Regions from separate parts of the Mus musculus genome. Here regions 1 and 2 are each linked to region 3. A link is a loop called in an ENCODE intact Hi-C map of the cell type or tissue named here. Cell type or tissue: left cerebral cortex. All regions are shown on one strand.

The links. A loop is a pair of places that touch in the nucleus more often than their neighbours do. Peaks named below come from ENCODE experiments on the same cell type or tissue, not always from the same donor. Only the 100,000 strongest peaks of a DNase experiment are listed, where the experiment ranks them.
Region 1: a loop joins it to region 3, with 2.8 times the contacts of the local background. A loop is called at or near these places in 2 of 42 quality-filtered maps.
Region 2: a loop joins it to region 3, with 2.1 times the contacts of the local background. A loop is called at or near these places in 3 of 42 quality-filtered maps.

The regions. Positions count from the first base shown.
Region 1 is chr15:89,085,554-89,093,553 of GRCm38, forward strand. Trabd (TraB domain containing) reads left to right here. Exons shown (of 10, transcript NM_026485.2): 9 at 1-84; 10 at 203-1,522. The coding sequence ends at 380. It overlaps Selenoo (selenoprotein O), which reads left to right and starts at 3,485. Exons shown (of 9, transcript NM_027905.3): 1 at 3,485-4,112; 2 at 7,151-7,354. The coding sequence starts at 3,556. In left cerebral cortex, no CTCF peak of the experiment used is centred here; DNase peaks (open chromatin) are centred at 3,484, 4,260, 4,622, 5,337 and 1 more place; H3K4me3 peaks cover 1,801 bases; H3K27ac peaks cover 1,593 bases.
Region 2 is chr15:89,072,598-89,080,597 of GRCm38, forward strand. Trabd (TraB domain containing) reads left to right here and starts at 3,467. Exons shown (of 10, transcript NM_026485.2): 1 at 3,467-3,544. It overlaps 1810021B22Rik (RIKEN cDNA 1810021B22 gene), which reads right to left and starts at 3,257. Exons shown (of 4, transcript NR_040417.1): 1 at 3,017-3,257; 2 at 1,476-1,601. It also overlaps a transcript of Panx2 not described here. In left cerebral cortex, a CTCF peak has its summit at 3,257; DNase peaks (open chromatin) are centred at 1,535, 2,232, 3,052, 3,323 and 1 more place; H3K4me3 peaks cover 3,148 bases; H3K27ac peaks cover 2,102 bases.
Region 3 is chr15:88,930,717-88,938,716 of GRCm38, forward strand. Ttll8 (tubulin tyrosine ligase-like family, member 8) reads right to left here. Exons shown (of 12, transcript NM_172818.3): 3 at 5,287-5,410; 4 at 4,242-4,312; 5 at 3,119-3,247; 6 at 2,722-2,836; 7 at 1,944-2,072. Among named protein-coding and RNA genes, the nearest start is that of Ttll8, 20 kb to the right of the region's middle. In left cerebral cortex, a CTCF peak has its summit at 3,627; DNase peaks (open chromatin) are centred at 3,619, 6,177, 6,381 and 6,749.

The DNA.
Region 1 (8,000 bases), 150 kb after region 3:
GGTTGTGGGCGTCGTTGGCATGGGGCATGTGCCTGGCATTGAGAAGAACTGGAGTACCGACCTCAACATCCAGGAGATCATGACGTGAGTGCCTCCCCACATCACCCCCAGTCCCTGTACCTGCACATGGTGGTGACCCACACAGGGGAAGACCTTGGGCTTGCACTTGCAGCTAGGCCTACCATACTTGTCCCCTCCACAGAGTCCCCCCACCGTCCATCTCAGGCAGAGTGTCCCGGGTGGCTGTGAAGGCGGCCTTCTTTGGTCTCCTGGGCTATAGCCTGTACTGGATGGGCCGTCGGACCCTGAACCTGGTCCTGTCACTGCCTGCTGCACAGTTCTGCCTCCAGAGGGTGAGCGAAGCCCGGCCAGGCCGGTAGGAGGACCGTGCAAGGAAGAGACTGCACCTGGGGGCTCTGCTCTGCGCCGAGTGGGGTGCTCACGAGGAGCTGGCGCCGCCCGTCTGGGGATGTCCCTGGGGACAGATGCATCCAAGCCACCCCCTATGGGGGCCTAGGCCAGGCTTTCCCTGCCTTCCCAATGCCCAGCCCACCCAAATAAAGAATATTTAACTGTCTGAGCCCAGGCTTCCCAGCAGCCCACACACACACTGTGGGGCCACCTATGGGCATCAGGGCCAACCGCAGTGTCAGGACCCAGCGGCCTAGTTCCAAAAGGACCAGAAACTGAGGGGGAGGCACTGAGACACCCCACCCTTAACCCCAGGTGGGTTTGGCAAGCTGTTGCTCTACCTACCTCACTGTGCCTTGTGCTCTGGCCGGCAGGAGCATCTGGGCCTGAGTGCATCTCACTGTGGGTTTGGGGCTGAGTGGCCATGCACCTCCCTCCTGGGTGTGTGGGGCCTGGCCTGGCCTGGACATGCATGTGGCATTGCCAGCTGCATCTCTGCCTGCAGAGAGTCTGGTTTTGTGGGGTTTTGTTTTCTGTTTTTGTTTTTGTTTTTTAATGTCAAAAAGTTTTTTACTCAGGTAATTTTGACGTCAAAGAGAAAACAAACTGAAGCAAATATCAGGAAATACAAGCCTTAAATCCAGTGAGGACAAAGAAGTCATCTTTTTATTTGTGTTTGTGTGCCCTGAGTGGGCAGTGTGTGTCAGAGTCGGCTTGGGGGTCCAGGCCAGCCCCTGCTAGACACCACTACAGCTCAGAGTGGCGTGGGGCTGCCTCAGATATGAGCCTGCAAGGCTGCCCTTGGTGTTGGTAGGACCTTAGCCTGATTGCTGTGCATTAGGTGAGAGGCCCAAACTGCACTGAGGGCAGTAGGCACCCACTATGGGCCACGGCTGGTTTGTGTGCAGCCAGCCATTCATGTGTACAGGCTGTGGCTCCTAGTATATGGCACAGCCTGGCAAGACCTAGACCACATTGATTGTCCTTGTGTTGGCTGCCAAATCAGGTGAGACACGGAGCTGGGTGGGGACACAGGGCTGGCTGGCTGTGTACTCTGTCTCACACTTGTGGACTCATTCCCTAGAAAGAAATAAATTTTAATTTTGGAAGCTCCCGCTTTGTGAAGTGTATGGAAATGGGACTCAGGCGATGGGGCACTGGCTTCCTCTTTTGTCATCTGTCCCCAGGTCTGCAGGATGCTGGGGGTACTCCTGCATGCCAGGGGACATACTACCCACCTTAGCAAAGTATAGAGGCTGGACCCTGGTGCTCACTAGTGCCTAGCAAGGTTATCTGTGTGCCAGCCAAGATGAGCCTTACATGTGCTCAGCACCTGTACACCCTCTGGTTCACACTTTACTGCCTGGCAGTGGGAGAGGGGGAGGAATGTAGGAGTGGATCAGAAGATCCTTAAGGTAGGTTGTTCTTGCCTGTGTTAGGAGCATTGAGGCTGAAAGAGTTGTATATCATTGCCAGGCCAGAGCAAGGCAGACCCTGAGGGTAGTCAGTGACGTCTGTGTTAGTGGCAGCAGGAAGAACACATGCTCTGGCCAAGGCTAAGATACTACAGGCTCTGTCACAGAAAACAACACCTACCCACCTTCTCACCGCCCATGCAGAGGGAGAGGGGATTTGACAGTGATCGAACAGCTCCAGGGCCACATTTGGGTTCATTGCAGGATTTTTGTTTTTCTGTGTGTGGGGGGAGGGGGGGAGTGGATTTTCTTGTTTGTTCAGTTTTTGTTTTGTTGAGAAGGTTTCTCTGTGTAGCCCTGGCTGTCCTGGAACTCGCTCTGTAGACCAGGCTGGCCGTGAACTCAGATCCACCTGCCTCTGCCTCCCAAGTGCTGGGATCAAAGGCATGTGCCACCACATCTGGCCTCATTGTAGTTTTAGAAGCCCACTATGGCCCTAGGAAAATTTCCAGAGATGAATTCTTGAGGTGTAGAACTGAAGAAAGGCTGAAAAGGAGAAAGACTGCCAGGAAGGAATGCGTGCATTTGTGCTCAGAGTCTCCTGTTTGAAACTAACAGGTTTTCCTGAGCACTGGATGCTGCCTACCTCTCCACCACCAAGATCCATAGCCACCTAGATTGCAAGTGACAGGCACAGAATGGAGAGAGAAGGAAATGCTATCACTTCAGGGAGAGATGCTGTGTACAAGGGAAATACAACTTGAGGCACCAATAGGGAAGGACTTGGGGACAGAGGACCTAGCATGCATGCAGAGCCAGGTTTCAGATAGGCTCAGAATCCCAGCTGGAACCATTGCCCAGCCAAATTATTCCTGTAGCAAATCTTGGGTGGCCAATTCCCACCTAGCCCATGGATCCCAAGAATATTACCAGGACTTCTGGCCCTTCTCTGGACAGAACAGATGAGGAAAAATTGTCCTAGTGGCAGGGCACTGCATATTCCACATTATAAAAACATATTTGTACTTTATTTTAAAAAGGGATCTACACACACACACACACACACACACGTTAATAGTGTCATATAAACAGCTGATGCAGGACTCGGGTTCTTAGTGTTTGCAAACCCTGCTACAGAGAGGAGATGATGGAGAGCAAAGCATCAGCACCATAAATCTAAGACAAGATTGACCAGAGAGGCGAGAGTAAACTTTGAAATGACTGCCTGGCTTTGTTTACTTACCTATATAATCGGCTGGATAAAGAGGAGATGAAAGACACATCTTTAGGATGCTAAACTACTGTCTTAGATTGTTAGCTGTCTGAATAAAACAGTCAAAAGATTCCATGTCTGTTTCTATGCATGTGATGGACAGTACCACTCAAACCCACAGCACCCAGGGAATGGCCTTGGCTTCACCTCTAGTTAAGGGGTGAGGGGGCCTGGTAGTTTTTTAGGGACATCACTCAGCCTGTAGGCACACTTGGAGTAGTCCAGTCTGGCATATGTCACCTGGGTGGGAGCTTCGGACCTCGGCTGGCCTGGTGCACAGGTGCCAGAAGTTAAACAGCATCTTAGGTCCACCCTCTGCGACGGCTCGTAGCCTGGAAGTGGACAAACGAGAGGCGACCAATCAGAACCAAGCTTCTGGGCGTGCCTCCCACCAGCCCCTAACTGGGTGGGGGAAAACTTCCGGTCGGGGCGAGCAGGCTTCCGGCGAGGCGGCGAATGGCCTCTGTCAGGGCCGCGGTCGGGGCCTCGCTCGCGGTTGCCCGAACCCGGCCACGGTGCGTCGGTCTCGCGCTTCCGTCGTCCGCGCCCCGGTCCGCCTGGGCTGCAGCTATGGAGCCCACGCCGCGTTGGCTGGCAGGGCTGCGCTTTGACAACCGCGCCCTGCGTGAGCTGCCGGTGGAGACGCCGCCGCCTGGGCCGGAGGACTCCCTGGCCACCCCGCGGCCGGTGCCCGGAGCCTGCTTCAGCCGTGCGCGGCCGGCCCCGCTACGGCGGCCGCGCCTGGTGGCGCTGTCAGAGCCCGCGCTGGCCTTGCTGGGGCTCGAGGCCAGCGAGGAGGCCGAGGTCGAGGCCGAAGCTGCGCTCTTCTTCAGCGGCAATGCGCTGCTGCCGGGCACCGAGCCCGCCGCGCACTGCTACTGTGGACACCAGTTCGGTCAGTTCGCTGGGCAGTTGGGCGACGGTGCCGCCATGTACCTGGGCGAGGTGTGCACAGCGGCCGGCGAGCGCTGGGAGCTGCAGCTCAAAGGCGCCGGCCCCACGCCCTTCTCCAGGTGCGGAACTCCCGGAGAACTTCCCGGAGGCGACACCCTTCTGCGCGCGTGGGTGAAAAGGGAAGGTGCCCAGTGGCGCTTTCGCCCGGGTAGGGACAGCCCTACGTCCAAACTCCATGAATGGTTAGGACCTAGGTGGAGGAAGACAAAGAAACTGGCAGGGAAGGGCCGAGTGGCAAGAACGGGCTTACTCTCTGGCTGACACTCAGAGAGATCTCTCTCCATCTGCCAATTCTGTCAGGTGGAGGGGACACACCTCTAATGGCTGTCCGATGTGTTTTCAGAAACACAACGCGGACTTTGGAACCAGTTCCCCGAATGATACTGTTTGCTGAACATCTTGCCCAGAGTCTAGTTTTCAGAAGCAATGCATTGGGCTGGTATCCAGACCTATTATCTGGAACCATACTTAAACAGTATGCTTCCTCAACTTGCCCAGCCTCTAGCAGACTCTACGCACTGTCTAGGGACTGTGGGCACAATCCGTTCTTATACCCACCTTCTCTGTGACCATTCTCCCAAGCCTGTCAGTTCTAATCGTGCGCGCGCACACATGCACCCACCCACCCACACACACGAGTGGATAGTTCTTGTTTTCCAATGGAGAGTACCACAAGTGTCCAATACAGTCGTGGATCCAAAACCATACAGGCCCAAAGGAACAACTCTTCTTCCTCCTCCTCCTCCTCCCCCCCCCCCTTTTTTTGTACAGTGGTGTTTTGCCTGCATGTGTGAGAGTTGAACCCCTGGAACAGGAGTTACAATTGTGAGCTGCCATGTGGGTGCTGGGAATTGAACCTGGGTTCTATGGAAGAGTAGTCAGTGCTCTTAACCACTGAGCCATCTCTCTAGCCCCAAGGAACTCTTTAAAAAGAAAAACCAGAAGGGGGGCATCAGATCCCGTTATAGATGGTTGTGAGCCATACAGATGGTTGCTGGGAATTGAACTCAGGACCTCTGGAAGAGCAGCCAGTGCTGGGCCACATCTCCAGCCCAAGGAGCTCTTCTTAATTAAGTCCTGCCACCCAGGTACAGACAGGTCTTAGGGGCTCTGCTCCTGTTTTTCGCTATATGATTTATTTAGGTTAGATGCTTGTTAGATGACTAAGAAACAGGAAATTGGGCTTTTACGGTTTCTCACTACATCTGCTTCTCATCCTTTCTTCCACCAGTCACTAACATGCCAACCATCCCCCAATGCCAAGCTGTCTTCATCTCTCAACATAGTGGTTTCTTCCTCATCTTTCCACCCCCAAGCCAGATTTATGGTCTCGCTGGCACCCTGCTGCTCACTGGACCAACCTTCTCAGAGGCTCTTGGAAATATACGGCAGATGTATATTCCAGGGCTCCTCAGCTCTTCATTTTGTGAGCAGCTTTGAACTTTGCATTTTGATAATTTATGTTCACCAGTTACCAAAGGTGTGTAGACCCTTGGTGTCAGGATAATTTGATATTGAATTTTTTTTTTTTTTTTTTTTTTTTTTTTTTTTTTTTTGTACAGGGTTTCTCTGTATAGTCCTGGCTGTCTTGGAACTCACTCTGTAGACCAGGCTGGCCTCGAACTCAGAAATCTGCCTACCTCTACCTCCCAAATGCTGGGATTAAAGGCATGCACCACCACTGCCCGGCAGAAAGGCTTCCTTATATTTAAATATCTTGATGCTAAGAATCAAATCCAGAGTCTCATGTGTCCTAGACTACTACTGCACCACATATCCAGCCATGAAAGGTGCTTTTTAAAAAACATTTCCTATGCATCAGTGAGTTGCCTGCATGTGTGTCTGTGTGAGGATGTCAGATCCCCTGGAACTGGAGTTGTAGTTGTGAGCTACCATGAGGGTGCTGGAAATTGAACCCGGCCAGTGCTCTTAACCGCTGAGCCATCTTCTCCAGCCCAAGTGGTGCTTTTCATACTTGATTTACTTATAGTTGGTATTTCCACACCTGAGGTCAGCTGTTTCCATGAAGTCAGGGATCCCTTTGACCCTTGCTTAGGTCTCATCCTTGTGTGTCAGGGTTTCTCATCTCAACACTGCCAAGACTTGAGGCTAAGGTTGGAGGTGGCTGTCGGGTCGGGGCTTCTAGAGCCCTGAGATGGGTGAGTGGCTTCTGCTCTTAACTAGACTCCAACCAGGTTAGCATAGACTATGTTGTGCTTTTTTTGAGACAGGGTCTTACTTCAAAACCGTAGTTGTCCTTGAACTTGCAGAGATCCATCTACCTCTGCCTCCCAAGTGCTGGAATTGAGCACACATGCCTCCACACCAAGCTGGGTCTTCAGCTTTTGACCCTTCTGTCTTCCATGCACTGAGATTACCGGGCCATATATAAACAGCATGTTTGATCAGTTTGGTCCGTTCCAGGCAAGGTCCTCTATTGGTTTAGGAACCTAAGACATTACTCCGGCAAGGAGGGGCTGTCGATGCAGCCTGCCCAGGTAGCCACTGTGCTGGGCATCCAGTACTGTACTATATTCTGCTAAAAACAAAACAGGCCCAGTGTATAGGAAGAGTCCAAGTACAAAAACTACCCATAAACTGTAGCTTTCTTGTCTCATTTTGTTCTCTAGGTCCCTGTGACTGGTGGCTCAGACCCTACTGAGTCCGCCAGCCAGACACAGGCACGTGGCTGTGTAGTTTTGTTTCCTTTAGGGGTGTGAGATGTGCAGCATGTCAGCAACTGCGTGTCACAGCACTCCTCACTATGCTCCCCTCAGGGACTGGCACAGGCTGAGTCCTGTGAGAACCGCTAACAGCTTACTCATGAGCTTGGGCCTCTGTAGCTGCAGTTTTCTGTTTCCCATGACAACGGGCAGTGCTGGTGGGTAGTATGCATTAATTACTGTAGGGATGTTTTTGTAACACCTGTGAGGACAAAACTGCAGCCTTGAAGGTGGCTGGGGGGGCATTGAGGGGGGACAGGGGAGGTCTCTCTTCACCTAGCTTTAGTCATATGACGGCTACCCCAAAGCTCTTGGGAAGCTTGGTTCAGAATAACCTCCGCCTGACCGGCTCCTTGGCCTGTGTTTGATTTCAGACAAGCCGATGGTCGCAAAGTCCTGCGGTCAAGCATCCGTGAGTTCCTGTGCAGCGAAGCCATGTTTCACCTGGGAATCCCCACCACGAGGGCCGGGGCCTGCGTCACGTCTGAGTCTACAGTGATGCGAGACGTGTTCTATGATGGTAATCCAAAATATGAAAAGTGCACGGTTGTGTTGCGTATAGCTCCCACTTTCATAAGGTAATGCTGGGGTCCATTAGGCCTATCTACATGCATTTGCTCCTAGAGCATACGCGATCCATGCTTATGCAGCCAGGATGTTGACCCGGCTCCTGAACAAGCAAGAGCTCCCGGCTGTGGTCAGGACTCAGCCCCAGATGCTTCTCAATGCAGTGCCTGACTCATTAGTCCAGTCCTTTCTGCAGATGCCTGTCTTGCCTTCACCTGAGCTTGGTGTCCAGCCGGCAGGGGCTGTGTGAACAAGGAGGTGGCTGGTGTGATCTTAGGATTCTCCATATTATTGTACCCAGGCTAGTCAGTCATCAGCACTCAGCACACATGGCCCCTGCTGGCCTCTGGCTTTTTCTGGCCTCAGCGAGGATGGAAAGGGGCCAAAGATGGTAACTGCTGCACTGTAGAGGCCCATTCCCCTGACTTAGCTGGCTTTAGAGTAGAGGTCATCCTGTGCCTTGGACAGTGGTGACAGCACCACTGCCCTCTGCCCACCAATTGCAAGCATCAACCCAGTTACAATTTTTAAAAAATGTCAGCTGGGTATGGTGGTGCACACCACTAGTCCCGGCACTCAGGAGGCAGAGGCCAGAGATAGATCTCTGAATTTGAGGCCAGCCTGGTCTACAGATTGAGTTTAAGAATATCCAGGGCT
Region 2 (8,000 bases), 140 kb after region 3:
CCCTAGTTTCCACCTTGGAGTGACTGAGGTAGGTAGAAAATGAGACAGAGTGTGGGGAAGGGGAGGTGATGGGCACCGTACATAATGTCACCTGCCAGCTCTACGGAGCAGCCTGCCTTAGAAGAAGAACACCTGTCCAGAGCCAGCCAAAGCTCCAGGTCAGAGGATCAGAAATCAGCAAATAGCCAGATAGGACAGCACAGTATTTAATCCTAACACTAGGGATGCAGAGGCAGACAACTATCCAAGTTTGAGACCAGCCTTGTCTACATAACTAGATCCAGTCTAGCCAGGGCTACAGGACCATCTCAAAGTCAAACCAAAATCCCAAATAATTCAGTACAGAAAAGGCATGTTGTTCTCCAAACTGATGGCATTCCAGGCCGAATTCAGTATTCCCACACGTTCTAGGAAGGGACTTCTGAGACCCATAGGAACCCTGGGAGAAAAGTTGGCTGCCTCGAGGCTGCTCGTTCCCCTAGAGAAGACAATCCCTGGTCCGATGGCCTATGACCACAAATTGGCCCCTACGTGATGATGAGCAGGCATGCCAGCTAAAGTAACCCAGAAACCTCGGGGTGCTGGCCTCTTCCCTGCTCCCTGGCTCTCCCTGTTCACATATCCATCTGCTTCCTACGCGTGGTACATAATCTTCCTTCTTGCATGCTTTGTACCCACTCCCCACCATTTGAGCTCAGCCTGAACACCCTGGGACTTGGCTCAGAGGGGGAGACACTCAGACCCTAGGGAACCACTGGTCTGCATGGTACCAAGGCCAGATGCAATACTTTCTTCATAGGTCCTGTTTCCCAAGTGCCACTGACCGTAGACTATCCAGACAGTGGCTGTGTGCGTGTGTTGCCCCGGAGCTTATGCAGAGCCGCAGTAGACATGGGAAAGGCTGGGCGCACTGGATCCAAGGGGCTGGCTCTTTGGGAGAACTGAAGCCAATAAAGCAGCCACTTCTCACCTCTGTTCTTGGATAAAACCTAGAGGGACCTCTCAGAAGAGTGCTGTGTGGGAGGGGTTGGGGCTGTATTGCCCTGTGGAGTTGACCTGCAAGGGGCTGCTTCTGGGGAAGGGGCTCAAGTCGTGTCCTGAAGAAGCAGGCAACATGGTGGGTACTGGGCCTAAATGTCATCTTACTCCTCGGAAGTGTCCTCTGCTCCCAGGGCTCTATGAGCTAGTCCCCTTCCTGGACACAGATGGCCAGGGACCTGTATCCTTCCGATCCCTGGGGTCAGACAAGGCTTGCCAACTTGGGGCTCTACTTCTGTGGGACCTTCATGATGGTCTTTGCTGTTCTCAAACCTGGCCTCTCCTTGCCACACCCCTGACTAGGAACCTAGTCCCCTCTATTTACTCCCAATAGCTTCAGATAGCTCCTTTCTCTTTCTAAGGACTCTGGGCTCCTCTGGCCATGTTGAAGCCTTTCCCTGCAAGCCTGACATGCATTGACTCCCTGCATGGCTCACCTCAAAAAGCCCCTCCAGCAGCTGCTCTGCTAAACCAAGGTGCACTCCATCTGCCGACTCTGATACGTCACCCACTCATCCTGTGGCGCCACAGAACCTGCTTGAGCAACGCAGGCTGGGGAATGGCTGTTAGAAAGCAGAACTCAAGCTGGCCATGCTTTTTTTTTTTTTTTTTTTTCCTCCAAAGCAAAGCCTAAGATGTAAGGGGGGCCTGGTCTCTCCCAGCTGAAACCTGCCGTGGTTTCCCCGGCAGCCTGGCTGGGCATGTCCTCCAGACACCGGTTCCTATTTCTGGCTCCCATAGACACCAGCAGGTTATAGGGCAGCTCTGGTTTTCATCCCCAGCAGCCACTTAGCCAAAATAGAATTCTGGCACTTCAGGGTCAGCATCTAATGAAAAATGTCATGCCATCCTTTGCCCCTAGTCCAGCACTCTTCGACCTATGGGATATCTCGTATCAGATATCCTGCCCATGAGATATTATGATTCATAGCCATAGCAGAATTACAGTTAAGAGGCAGCAACGAAAGAATTTTATGGCTGGGGGGTCACCACAGCATGAGGAGCTATTAAAGGACCGCAACATTGGAAAGGCTGAGAACCACTCCCCTAGACAGGCAAGCAGGAAAGGTGGCACCATGGTCTGCCCACAGAAAAAGGACAGGCTCAGGGAGAACACTGCCAGCCAACCAGGGCTAGAACCCAGGCCCCTTCCTGACACTAGCCTATCAGTGGGGTTTTCAACCAAACAGTACGGGTACTCAGAGAGGAGCCTCATTGTGCTTTGTGAACGGGTAGAGTGGGCCTGGCAGTCTCAGCTCTAAGCCCACCCCTGTCTTCTGTTAAGCAGAATGAATGGGGCTGAGGAGGCCTGAAGAGGCCACAGAACACAGACATCAAAGTAGTGGACAAGGGGGGGGGGGGATGAATGGTGCTTCACTAAGGAGCAAAGAAGGCAGAGGTCCCCTTGAGGCCAGGCCCTCCGGGAGACCAGGAAGCTGTAAGAAGATGCTGGCAGGAAATACCTGTCAGTAGTCTCCATGCGGGCCTCTTGTGTAACAGACTGCTGGAGGGAATTCTGCCTGGTGCAGGAAGAATTCTCTTCCTCAAAGTGGCCGACTTCCAGGAGGGCCATTCACAGGTACAATGTCAAGGCAGGGTCTCCAAAAATCAGGGCCAGAGTTGTAACCCTTTGGAACCTGAAAGGGCTGGATGGGGCAGCTGGGAACTAGGCAGAGATTACTTCCCCTTTGGAGGGCCCGTGCCAGGGCCTGCTCCAGGTCGTCACTGCCTGGCTCTCACAGGAGCCTATCTTGGGGTACTCAAATGGAGACGTGTCCATTATGGGCTCACCCGGCTCCTCTCATCCACTCATCAACCCTGATCAGGAGGACCTGCAGCCCGGAGACCTGGCCTGAGTGGGCCAAGTGGCCTCTCTCCCTGCCCTACCCTTTAAGGTGCCCTAGGAGACTGGTGAGTTTGAAGCCTGCGTTAAGATACTGGGCACTTGCTGTCACTGGGGCCCCGCCCACCCTGAGACCTCCGCAGTCTCCGGGCTCTCAGTCACAAGCAGCTGAACACGTAGGAAGTCCTGATGGCCTGGGGCTGACTGGGCCAGCTTTTGTCCCTTTAGTTCTGCCCTTGAGCCTCTCCACTTGGCATGCGATTCTCCAAGGAAACCAGAAGGGCGCCTCGTATGATCCCTAGCTTCTGTCCCGGTCCAGTGCGCTGACGGCTCCCTAGACTCCAGGCCGTGGTGCGGACGGACGCTTCAAGAACGCAGCCCCGTCACACAGACTCGCCTGTGGGGGGCCCAGCACCCCGCGGTGAACTGGAGTTGCGCTCTAGGACCTGGGGGCGTCGGGCCGGGAGGCGGAGCCCTGCGCTTAGACCCCGGCGGGGGCGGGGCCTCGCGCGCGCGGCCCTGGGAGGTGTTTCCCGGCATGCTGCGCGGCCCGCACCCTCGGCCCGTCCGGCCCGTCCGGCCGCCCCGCCCCGCCCCGGCCCAGCCCGTCAGCCCGGCGACGCGCGCATGGAGGCCGGCTGAGGAGCGCCGCCGCCTCTCTCGGTACGCCGTGGCCTGACCGGGCGGGCGGGCGGGCCGGGGCTCCTCGCGCCTCGACGGCGCGGGCGGGAGGGCGCGGGCTGCAGGTGGGGACTGCGAAGACCAGGGTATCCGGAGCTCACCGGGTCGGGCTGACCCAGGACGGTGTAGATGCTCCTGGGCTCTGCTCCTGGGCTCGGGAGTCCCCGAGAGGACCCCGGAGGCTCAGAAGCGCCCTCGCTGGCTTTGGGACGTCAAGAGCTTCTTTAGAAGTGGGGACAGTCTCCAAGCTTTCGTGCTCCCCAAGCGGAGGGGCTGGAGGTCCGCTGGTCTTGTGCGACGCAGCTGTCCCTGGGCCTCCTTGTCTGTCTTGTCGCCCTAGGAAGACTCATCTTGCGGTGGCCGTGGTACTGGGGGCAGGATGCCAGCAGGGCTCTGGCACAGTGGACTGCTAGCCGGGAGCCTGCAGGCTCCTCCGGGGCATCTCCAGGTGGACAGAAACCAGGTCCCCGGGAGAGCTGGCCAGGCTTCTTCACCTCGGGTTTGTTTCCTCTTCCGGCCCTCAGCTCTGCCACACTTAGGTAAAATATGTCCTGCCTGAGCAGGTTTTCCCGGGTCCTGCAGTGGCTGGGCTCCCAGAGACAGACCAGAGGAGGCCAGGGCTTTTGCACACCCTGTCATTTCTTGCTGTCTTGGTTTTCTGAGTAGACAGTGAAGGCTTGTCTAGTTTTTCCAGTTGATCGCGGTCAGCTTTGGACCAGCGGTGGGGAGCAAGCTGCCATCCGAGAAACAAGCTGCCATCCGAGAAACAGTTTTGTTTTAAGAGATTGAAAAGCTTGATGGGTGTGTCAGATCAGGGTGGTAACAGGGTTTTGTGGATTGAGAAATTTAAACGTTTATTCCTCTTAGTATAGCTTTAAAGGTTGGCAATCCTAGGTCTAATGCTAGTCTTTCGGGTGACTGATGAAGGCTCTGCCTGTCCTGTCGCCCTTTCTCGTTGTGTCCTCATAGCTGTTTAGTGTCTCTTACAAGGACACCAATCCCATCGTGGGTCCTGCCTTATGGCTTCACTTGAGTTCAGTCGTCTCTTAAAACCTCTGCATGTTGATGTAATTATTTTGAGCCTCATATTTTCGGTGTATGGATTTGGGTAAAACACACTTAGTATGGATAGATCCAGAAGAGAGACGGCTGTGGGGCTGGGCAGGTGGGGAGCTTGACTGACGTGGCTCCAGTTACTTGGACCTAGTATGCCAGGGCCATACCTCCTTGTGGGCCCTGACATGAGTGGGCCTTTTCTGCTCTTTGAGCCAACCCTTCCCTCTTAAAACTGCAGACTACTGGAAATTTTCAGAGGCTAGTTCCCCTAGAAATTTAGCAGATGCTAAAAGTTCTGTTGTTTAGCATATGGAAGCATCGAGCCTGGTTGGTAGCAGGCCTGGAAAAGTATCCCTACAGTCCTGCTCATTCGGGGATGCTGGTTGACACGGCCCTGCTTGTTAGGAAATGCTGGTTGAGGCCTCTTTGACAGAAATCCTAGCTCTCTGACTTTATGCTATGAAGGTTTACAGTGTGGTCTTGGCTGGGAATGGGTCTGGAAACTGTCTGCTAACTGACTGGGGATTTATGAAGAGATTTGGTCCCTGGGGAGGTTGGGCAGTAGGAAGATACTTCTTACGGCGTGACTATGTCTGAGAAGGATGCATGACAAATGTTGTGGAGGTACAGTGGCTGGGTGCTTAGGTGAGTATGGAAGTGGAGGGCTACCTCAGTTGCTCAGCCAGGAATAACGATCAGGGTGAGGAGGTACATCTGACAGGCAGGAAGCCAAAGGATCAGAAAATGTGTAGATTTGATAGTGCCGGGTACCCAGAATCACAGACTTCTGGCTTAAGGAGTGGGGAGAGGCTGTCAGTAGCCTTCTTGCCTGACCACCCCTCCCAGCTGGCCCTGCTCTAGATGATGGGTTGTATCGAGTGTGTCTGATGATTCAAGGGCTCAGGGCTTGTCTCCTGACCAGCCTGTGGACCCCTCCACCTGCCATATAACCAGAGGTGAAACTAGTCCTGCTATGGGCCAGCCAGGGAGTCTCTCCAAGGCTATCTGGAGCCAATGTTCCAACTCTGGTAGCCTCCATACCCCTCGAAGGCTCAGAGGCACCCTGGATGAGCTTTGAAGGGTAGATCTACCAAGCCAACTGCAAACCTGGGGCAGCCCCACCTCTTAAAGGGCAGGGCAGGCATGGCCGACGTGGTTCTTTCCCATTTGCTGGCTTTGCTACAGCCTCTGGTTGGCCCGCCCACTTATACAGGATGTTTTAAGTTTTCATCTCATGCTCTGCGGCCTGGTGCTGCTGTTAGTAATACTGGTTTGCTTCCGTGTCTTTAGCCAGACCAAGGGTTATCCTCTCCTTTTTCACTGTTAGTCGCTGTTTGGGTTACCCTCCCTGCCCCTGAATGGGGTTCCATGGTGTGGAAGGGACGGTCCCTAACACTGTCCTGGAAGGCAGGTTCTTCAGAGCCCTCCCCCCACACTTCCTTGTTCCTGTTTCTTTGAAGCACTTAATTCTGTTAATGAAAGGTGAAGGGTGAAGCTCCAGGCACAGATGCCAGGGTGTTTACTGTTGACTTGGCTATGCACAGGCTCTGAGCCAGCCACGGCAGTTCCCAGATGTGCTGACCTTTATATAAAATGTCCAGGCTGTGTTTTAGGACAGGTTCCAGACTAGGGAGGAGGGGGCCCCCAGGCTGGAGCAGTATGGTAAGTAAGCTCTGCTTGCCTCTGTAAAGACAGCCAGCCTTAGGCCAGGAACATAAGGTTTCTGAGGCTGTCTCAGGGTCTCTGCCACCCTCTGCCCTACCACAGTTCTTCTTGTAGAAGACTGATAGTGCTTAGGCTTGGCCCCATTTTCATACTGGACACACATTAGAGGTTTGAGTATACCCAGAAAGACGCCTAAGTCACATACAGCAGGACCAGAGAAAGCCAGGGCAGGCAGGAGCCTGGAAGCTGTAACAAGTATGCAGACAGAAGTGGTGGGTACCACTGTCATCCTACCACACCCCCATTCTGACACAGTTCTTTCCAGAACACATGTCCCTCAGTACACATGAAAACAGAATCATCCTTTCTTGCTGTAGCCAAAGGAAAACGAAAATATTCTAATTTCTTAACATTATAAAACCTAGAGGTCTTTTTTTTTTTTTTTTTTTTTTTAAATTTTCAGGACACAGTTTCTCTGTATAGCCCTAGGTATCCTGGAACTCACTCTGTGGACCAGCCTGGCCTCAGACTCAGAGATCCACCTGCCTCTGCCTCCTGAGTACTAGGATCAAAGGCGTGCGCCACCATGCCCCACGGGTACTGCTTTTAGAAGAACTGGTGTTTGATCCCTGTTGGTGTACAACCACCTGCAACTTTGCCCCCAGGGCATCTCTCCCCTGTGGGCACGAGCCACACACAGACACACAAATATACATGTTTGGTAATATAATCTTTTTTTAAAAATTACTATGCCCAGGGGCCAGATTTTTCCAGCAGACTTGTCATTTTTAAAGAGCTTTCTTTAGCCTGGACCATTGTATCTGCTGAGTGTTCCTGTCCTGACTGCTTAGCCCCTGTGGGATGTATGATAATTACACAATTGCGGCACACATACACACACACCTTTGTTAAAGCAACATATATAAAACAAATCTTTCATTGTTTGTAAGTGACCTGTACATGATGACTGATGGTTTGTTTTATTTTGCTTGAGGAGATAGCTTCTATAATTCATGAAACCCACTAGCATGGCACCAATGCCTGGACATGTTGCTAAGACTGTGTAGTTTAGGGAAGCTGGAGAGATGATGGTGCTGTCCTTGCAGAGGACCTAAGTTCAGTTTCCAACACTTATATCAGATGCCTTGCAACCACTTGTGGCTCCAGCTCCAGGGTAATCTGCCCTTTGTGGCCGTCACAGGAACCCAAGCACATGTGCACAGACACACATGTATGACTATGGGAGTGCGTGCGCGCGCGCGCGCGTGTGTGTGTGTGTGTGTGTGTGTGTGTGTGTGTGTGTGTGGCTGCCAGGTAGGCAGTGTCTCATTGGCAGATATGAAGTCTGTTAACCTTGCTGTACTGTAGTCTGAAACTGCCTTTGTCCCTTTTGGTCAGTGTGGCACTCTTCCCTCTGCACCATCTGGGACTCTTGGCCCCCAACCCTGGGCCTCCCAGTAACACAGTAAAGATCCACAACTCTATGAACTGGTTTGTCACCAGGGTACCACCCTTGTCACCAGGATACCACCCCTTGTTAAGTTTCTACTACACTTTCTTCCATGTTAGGCTTCTTTGTCTTTTAAACTAGAAAAACTGTCTTGACTTCTCAAGATGCTAACTGTTGTCTTGCTTAGCCTTCTTCCATCTGGCTGGTAGCCAAATGGTTGTGGCCATCATTATAAAAAAAAAAAAAAAATGGAGAGCTTCCTTGAAG
Region 3 (8,000 bases):
AGTCATTTTTTAATGGGATGAGGACAATCCAAAGACTGGGAGAGGGGGACTGGAAACATCTGCACACATCTGATAAACGGACACTATCAAAAGTATACAAATAAAGAAGCTTAGTAAGAAAATGGAGCAACCCAACTTAAAAAACAGACCTATCACAAGAGAAGATGTCCCACTGGCAAATGACATATGAAATGATGCTTGATGTCATATGTCACCAGTGAACTACAAATTAAACAACAGCATGGCATTACTACAGACTTAACAACAATGTAACACTACTACAGACCTAACAACAGCACTACTACAGACCTAACCACAGTGTGACACTACTACAGACCTAACCACAGTGTAACACTACTACAGACCTAACCACAGTGTAACACTACTACAGACCTAGCCACAGTGTAACACTACTACAGACCTAACCACAGTGTAACACTACTACAGACCTAACCACAGTGTAACACTACTACAGACCTAACCACAGTGTAACACTACTACAGACCTAACCACAGTGTAACACTACTACAGACCTAGCCACGGTGTAACACTACTACAGACCTAACCACGGTGTAACACCACTACAGACCTAACCACGGTGTAACACTACTACAGACCTAACCACGGTGTAACACTACTACAGACCTAGCCAATGGTTAAAGTCCGCTACATGGGCACTTGGTATCTGCATGTGAGTCATCCTGGAAAAGAGATGCTGAAGGCTTGATGAGTTATTGCTGTAGCATCCAATCTTACTCACTCCTCTTTATTTCCTCAAAGAAGTTGAAATTTTATGGCTGTGCAAACTTGTGCATAGAGGTCTGTAGCAGTTTTATCTGTGAGAAGAGTCCTTCTGTGGGTGAAGGGATAGATAAACCAGCACACACCATGGTGAACTGTTCAGCCCTAACCACAAAGCAGCAAACATGGAAGAAACGTCAGTCTGTTTCTAAGTAAACAAAGCTGGTGTGAACAGGTTGCTGACTGTGAGGTCCCCCGCCATAGACATCCTAAAAAAGGAAGAGTCATGGAGACAAGAAAAAAGGCCAGGAGTTGCAAGAATTGCCTCAGCCTGGCGTAAGCAGCCGTGGCCCTTCCTTACATGCCTTGACTGTCACCACTCAGAAAGTTCAGCCACAGCCAACTGACATCCACTCCACAAAAGCCTCCACTCGAATCTCGAAGCTGCCGTATTCACAAGTTACTTTTCAAACACATCCTTTAAAGATTTGAACATGCCAAAGTTTACTTTCCAACTGCTTTAACAAATGGAGTGCATGAGGACCGGGATGGATAAGAAACCAAGGTACCTTCTGCTCAATTTTGCCATTAGCCTAAAACTGTTTTAAAGGAAAAAAGAGGAGGCGGGGGAGGGGGAGGGGGAGGGGGAGGGGGAAGAAGAAGAAGAAGAAGAAGAAGAAGAAGAAGAAGAAGAAGAAGAAGAAGAAGAAGAAGAAGAAGAAGAAGAAGAACCAGAACCCACAAATTTTATTAAAGCAGACAACAACAATGGCATCAACAACAGAAACCCTTAAATCTGGGAGACTGCTTGGGTGCCCACATCACACAGTACTGCTGCTACATCACACAGACCTTCCAGGGGCCATGTGGAGGGTCACAGCAATGATCACTGGCCAGACACTGCCCCTGGGGAGCAGGATTTAGTGTGATCATGAAATCATGGTGCCTGGTACTGGATATGTTCTGCAAACAGAATGACCAAGGTCTTAACTGACTGTCAAATCAGAAGATAGGACGTGAGAATCAGAGCTAAATCAGAAGAAGCACGCTCTCCTTCTCCATGCTTGTTGGACCACCAAAGCCACAGCACCCAACCTGTCCATCAGCCATAGACACTCCGCCTCATCAGCTAAAGACCCTTCCGGTTGACCAGAGTCTCCACACCCCATCAGGCATCAAGGTCCCGCCCCGTAGCTGTGTACCTTTCTTGGGGCTGGGGTCACTGTTCTTGGCCTCCTCCTTCTTACTCTTGCCCTTGACTTTGCTGCAGTAATTCTGGTGAAGGACTACCCACTTGAGGATGCTGGCAGCCACCGTGCGCCGGAAGTCATCTGCAGGGACACCAAGGCCTCGCTCCCACTGCCCACCCAGAGCAGAGAGGCGGCAGAGTCTGCCGTGTGGGCCTCCCTGCCTCCCTCACCAGGCGAGTCCCCATTTGTTGCTCACGCACCTGTCCACACCCAGTCCCAACAGCTGCTCCATCCAGCTACTGCTCTCCTCGTCCCTTTTCCATTGTTCTCTGTCATCACTGCCCCCCCCAACCCCTCAGAGACCCGGGGGATAGTCCCAGTACTCCCCTCACAACACTACTAGGATCCTCTGAGAAATCTAAGGGGTCTCTCTGGACCCCGTGGACCATCTAGAATGTAGCTCTCCCCTCTTGAGGGATCTTGGTTGAACTCAGCACATAGGCAGAGCAGCACAGCTGTGCATCCTGCCAATCTAGGCTCGAGGTGAACCTAGGCTCTGAGCAGAAGGGTATCCACCCAGAGATCAGAAGTAGGTGGTACTGCTCTGAGCCAGTGCTGTGTCCCCTCAGAGCCAAGATCGGAATATTTAGCACTCTAGCTTCTGTCTGCCTCAGGTGGTTTTTACCAAACTGCCAACATGGCCTATGGACGTGTCCAGGCTGGCCCTTACCAAATGTAGTCCTGGCCCTAGGGACATGCGATAAACCTCAGAAGGCCATGGGTCACTCACCCAAGAATTCCTGCTTCTCGCTCTCAGTGCAAAGGCCATAGCACCGTGGGAAGAAGGTGTTCGGGTTGGCTTGGACGTACCAAGGCAGACTTCTCATGTTCAGGCAGAGTCCAATCTCCAGAGAGAGCAGTGTATCAGGCCCCTCAGGGGGCAGCCTCACATAAAGTGAATCCCACTGGGGACCCATGTTTGACTCAGCCCATGTTCCCTGGGAAGGGGTCATCCATGGCACTGAGAGTACCCAGAGACAGAGGGAGGAACGTGGGTGCAGGTGGGCATGTGGGATAGAAGGTGTGTGGGGGAGAGTGTCCCCAGGAGAAGCCTGTATGTGACCTTCTGGTTCTCCCAGCTGTAGATGGCCCACCCACTCAGACTAAGCCCAGGCCCTCTCATCCACCTTGGTTGTGAATGATGCTGTCTTCCCGTAGTGATTTAGCATCTGGTCACAGGTCAGGCTGTGGTAGTCCACAACATCCCTCTTGATAGTCCAGAGGAGGTATGGGATCTCGTTCTTTACCAACCTGGACTGGCAAGAAGAGCCATCTATCAACATCTAGAATCCAGGGCTCCGTGTCTTTGACATGCTGGGACATAGCTGAGGGTTGGGGGTGGGACACAGACTGTGTTGATTCTGGCTGAAGGCTCCATCTCAGCTGAGGTCACATGGCTCCTGAGGGCCACACGTGGTGGTATGAGGACAACCGGAACCACACAGGGTGTGTGCTGTCCAGAAGCCAGCTGCTTTTTCTCAGTTGGGGGCTGGAGGTAAATTTGTACTCCTCCCAGGCTGGCATCCATGCGAGACTTAGACATGTGCTCTCTGCGGACTGGAGGTAACTGTGATGCTCTGAGATCCAGAAGTGTGGTCCAGAGGGAACTTTCTACCAGAACCCCTAGGAGGCAGCTTTTCTCCACGGTAGAGCAGGGGAAGTGCCCAGGATCCGGCACTCACAGAAGAATAAATTAGATTAACTGCACAGCTGCCTTCAAAAATCGAATTAACTCCATAAACCTAATGCGTTTATCGACTGACCACCTGTCATTTTATTCTCTGTCCATTTTATTTGGTTTTTTAAAACAAACATTATGCATGATATACACAGACATTCTGGATACCTGATCTTTTAAATTACATGTCTGGGAAAAAGTTCCACTTTGTGACTAACCTTTTTGTCTTCTTTATAGAAGATACAGGAGAGCTTCAGAGGAGTCAGGCTAGGGGCCACTGGGGTACAACTGCTGTGTTACTGGAGACCCCATCTGATCACTGGCCAGGCCCCCTGCCTCCATCCTGTAATACACGGACCCCCTGACCCCACCTCTCAGCATCTCAGTCCGCAGCCACACAGACCTCTACTTGTGCTAGTCACTGTGGGATGCAGGAGCTAGGGGCAGGATGCAGGGAAGCCAGATGCCCCAGGGACCATGTTTCCATACAGGAGTCTTACTTCTGTAACAGCGTGCTCTGTCTTACTTTAAAAAAGCCATGTTATACCCCAATACCAGGCCACGCGGCCTACCATCACATCGTGGATATCATCGAATCTCTCCAAGGCTATTTCTTGATTTTCTTTGGTCTCAGCACTTTTATCTGCAAACAAAACACAAGAGACATATTGCTGCCACCATACTCGGGTACCTCACCTGACTTCCTGGAGGGCTGGCGTTCCACTATGGAGGGATGGCCATTTGTCTACTAAAAGCTCCAAGTGAGGTTTGCCCGGGGGCAGCGGCTGTGGAGGCCACACGTGGCATTCCCTCCAGCATCCTGTGTACCATCCCACCTGTGCTGTGCTGTGCTGGGTCAGGATTGAGGGGATGCTGAAGACCAGATGACCCTCAAGGCAGAAGGCCATAGAAGCTTGAGGCATGAGTCTGGGAAGGACTGGTCTGAGCTATGGGTAACCGAGGAGCGGCCTTGGTGGGGGATGGACCTGGAGGAAGAATGGCTAGGGTGGGGTGTGGGCATGGGGACACCAAAAAGTGACTGGTACCATATTAAGAGTGTGGCTGTCTGGGATGTGTGAGGTTGGGAAGGCAGGGGATACACGAAGACGGATGCCAGTGGGTACGTAGAGTCAGCACACCTAGGATGGCTGACTTATTGGCCATGTGTGTATATAAAAAAAAACCCTTCATGGGTTTGCAGCCCCATAGGAAGAACAGCAATATCAACCAACCAGACAGCCCCAGAGCTCCCAGGGACTAAACCACCAACCAAGGAGTACACATGGCTCCAGCTGCATATGTAGCAGAGGATGGATGGCCTTGTCAGTCATCAATGGGAGGAGAGGCCCTTGGTCCTATGAAGGCTCGTAGATGCCCCAGTGTAGGGGAATAGAGAGCGGGGAGGCAGGAGTGGGTGGGTGGAGGAACACACTCATAGAAGCAGGGGAAGGGGGGATGGGATGGGGGTTTCCGGAAGGGGGGAACCGGGTAAGGGGACAACACTTGAAATGTAAATAAATTTTAAAAAATTAATTAATTAAAACAAAACCCAAAAAAACCAAAAACCAAAAAACAAACCCTTCCCAGGACAAGGTATTCCACCCATGTGCCGTTTACCTTCACTTCCAAGGTTCTGGAGAGCTTTGGGGAAGAAATTGAACTTCTTCTCCACCCAGCCCTTTCTTCGCAAGGTGGCCCGGATGACAGGGTAGTGTCCATAGATGGAGAAAATCTTCCTCTCCTGAAAACAGCAGCGGCATCTTAGCTGAGGCCCTCGGCAATAAGGGGATTGAGGTGACCTTCCAAAGTAGCCTGGACCAGACTGCACCTCGGCAAGGCCACACACACACTCTGCCCAGAGAGCACAGGAATGCCGCCCTCAGCATGCAGAAGGGTGCGCGTGCGTGTGTGTGTGTGTGTGTGTGCGCGCGTGTGCTTGTGTGTGTGCGCGTGTGTGTGTGTGCACATGTGGGGGCTCGGACATATAATCCCCACAGTTGCTGCACTGCGTTTATTCATCGTTGGGTTGGGATTACAGAGGTGATCACTTCTACACACTCATTCACACACTCAAAGGGGCCAAAACACAACCAAGAAATCAGCACTTCCTGAGCAGCTGTAGCCCCGACTCAGAATTTCTGTAGTCCCAGGATTTCTGGATTTGGGATACAGGTGGGACACACAATTGCACAATGCCTGAGGGTCTAGGGAAAAACTGAGGACTCCCAGTGCAGCTGTCTTTTATAGAAAAGTGAGTGTCCTGGCTAATTTTATGTCAGTTTAACACAAGCTAGAATCATTTGGGAAGAGGAACCTCAACTGAGAAAATGCCTCCACCACATTGGTCTATGCCTGTCGGGGTGGGGGTTGGGGGAGCATTTTCTTGATTGACAATAGATGTGGGAGGGCTGAGCCCACTGTGGGCGTCACCACCCCTAGGCAGAGGTTGTGTAAGAAAGCAGGCTGAGCAAACCACAGGAGTAAGCCAGTGAGGAGTGAGCCTCTGCTTCATCATCTGCCTCCAGGTTCCTGCCTTGACTACAAGCCTGTAGCATGAGATAAACTCTTTCTTCTCCAAGAGGTTTTTGGTCATGGTGTCTTTAACACAACAAAAGAAACACTAAGACAAGAGAGTGTGACGCCTGTTTATAAAAGCTGTGGGTGCCTGAGTTCAGAATGGCAGAAAGAGAAAAACTAACGGGTAACAGAGGAAGGGGCAGGGCCAGCCCAGAAGCTGCTGGAATTCTGACTCATCGCTTGGAGATGGTTAGCTGCGTGTGGTTGAACAGGAAGTTGGCAGCTGGTGGGAGAACCAAACTGTATACTACCTCAGTCTTAGCCCAGGGAAAGGTCATGGAAGGGATCATTGCTTGTTCCCAATGGTCTCATGTGCTTGAGGTATGGTCACCAGGATGGAGTGGGGACATGCCCAGGAAGGGTAAGTGTGAGCTAGCTCTCACACAGTGAGCAGTTATAAAAGAGTGAGCCAAGTCCCCATCTCCCTCTGATCTCCTCTGTCAAATATTCCTTTCCTCCTACCTGCGTGTCTACAATGGTGCCATCTGCCACATGGTGACAGTGACAGAGCCAAACAGGCAGAGCTGCTCAAGCTCTGGCTTTCAGCCCCTCAAGCTGGGTGGTGAGTACATTTGTTTTCTTAATAAAAGTGCAAAGCCTCAGGTATTTTATGTAGTCACAGACAGAAAGCTGACATTCACAAGGGTACCCCAAGCCAGTGCAGAAGGCAGTGACATGACCCGTGTACTAGGTCACTAGCAGGGTCAGGGACGGGCAGGGTCAGCTGGGGTCAGGCAGGAGTGGCGGCACCGAACCACTGGTGTCCTGCAGCAGACGTACAGACCCTGATGGGTCACCATGCAGGACACTGTCCCTGGACTCAAAAGAGCAAGATGACAGGACATATGGGACTCACTAGCATCACCCTAAAATGGTGACAGGACTTTGCAGATGTCACCGAGGCCCTAAGTCAGTGGGCTCTGATGGATACAGTCAATCTCCTGAGGGGCCTAAACTCATCAGGTTATTCCTAACAGAGGCTTGAAGCTCAGAGGATCCCACAGAAGACGGATTCATCTGACTCCCAAACAGCTGGAAGAAGAGATGCTTAGGAAGTGAGCGTAAGCCAGACATCAGTGAGATCTTGGTCAGCAAACCAAGCCACTACCAGAGTCCCAGACTCTATCACAGAGACACAGACAGGCTGAGCCCAGAGCCCATCACACAGACATGAATAGAGAGACAAGCTGAGCCCAGGTCCCAGCACAGAGATCCCAGACAGAGACACTGCAGTGAAGTTTTCTATAGATAAATTTTGTGTTGCCAGGTGTGATGGTTTGTATATCCTTGATCAGGGAGTGGCACCATCTGAAGGTGTGGCCTTGTTGGAATAGGTGTGACCTGGTTGGAATGGGTGTGTCACTGTGGGTGTGGGTATAAGATCCTCACCCTAGTTGCCTGGAAGTTAGTCTTCCACTAGCAGCCTTTGGATGAAGACATAGAACTCTCAGCTCCTTCTGTGCCATGCCTGCCTGGATACTGCCATGTTCCCACCTTGATGATAATGGACTGAACCTCTGAACCTGTAAGCCAGCCCCAATTAAATGTTGTTTTTTATAAGACTTGCCTTGGTCATGGTGTCTGTTCACAGCAGTAAAACCCTAACTAAGACACCAGGTAACAGAGATACATAACCTTGTCCCACTGGAAGATCTGATCCTATCCAGGAGACTACTTAGAAGATGCCTGGAACTAAGTTCTGGTACCCACAGGAGATCTGTGAGCCAGAGGGTCCCACCAAACTGCTGTTAGGG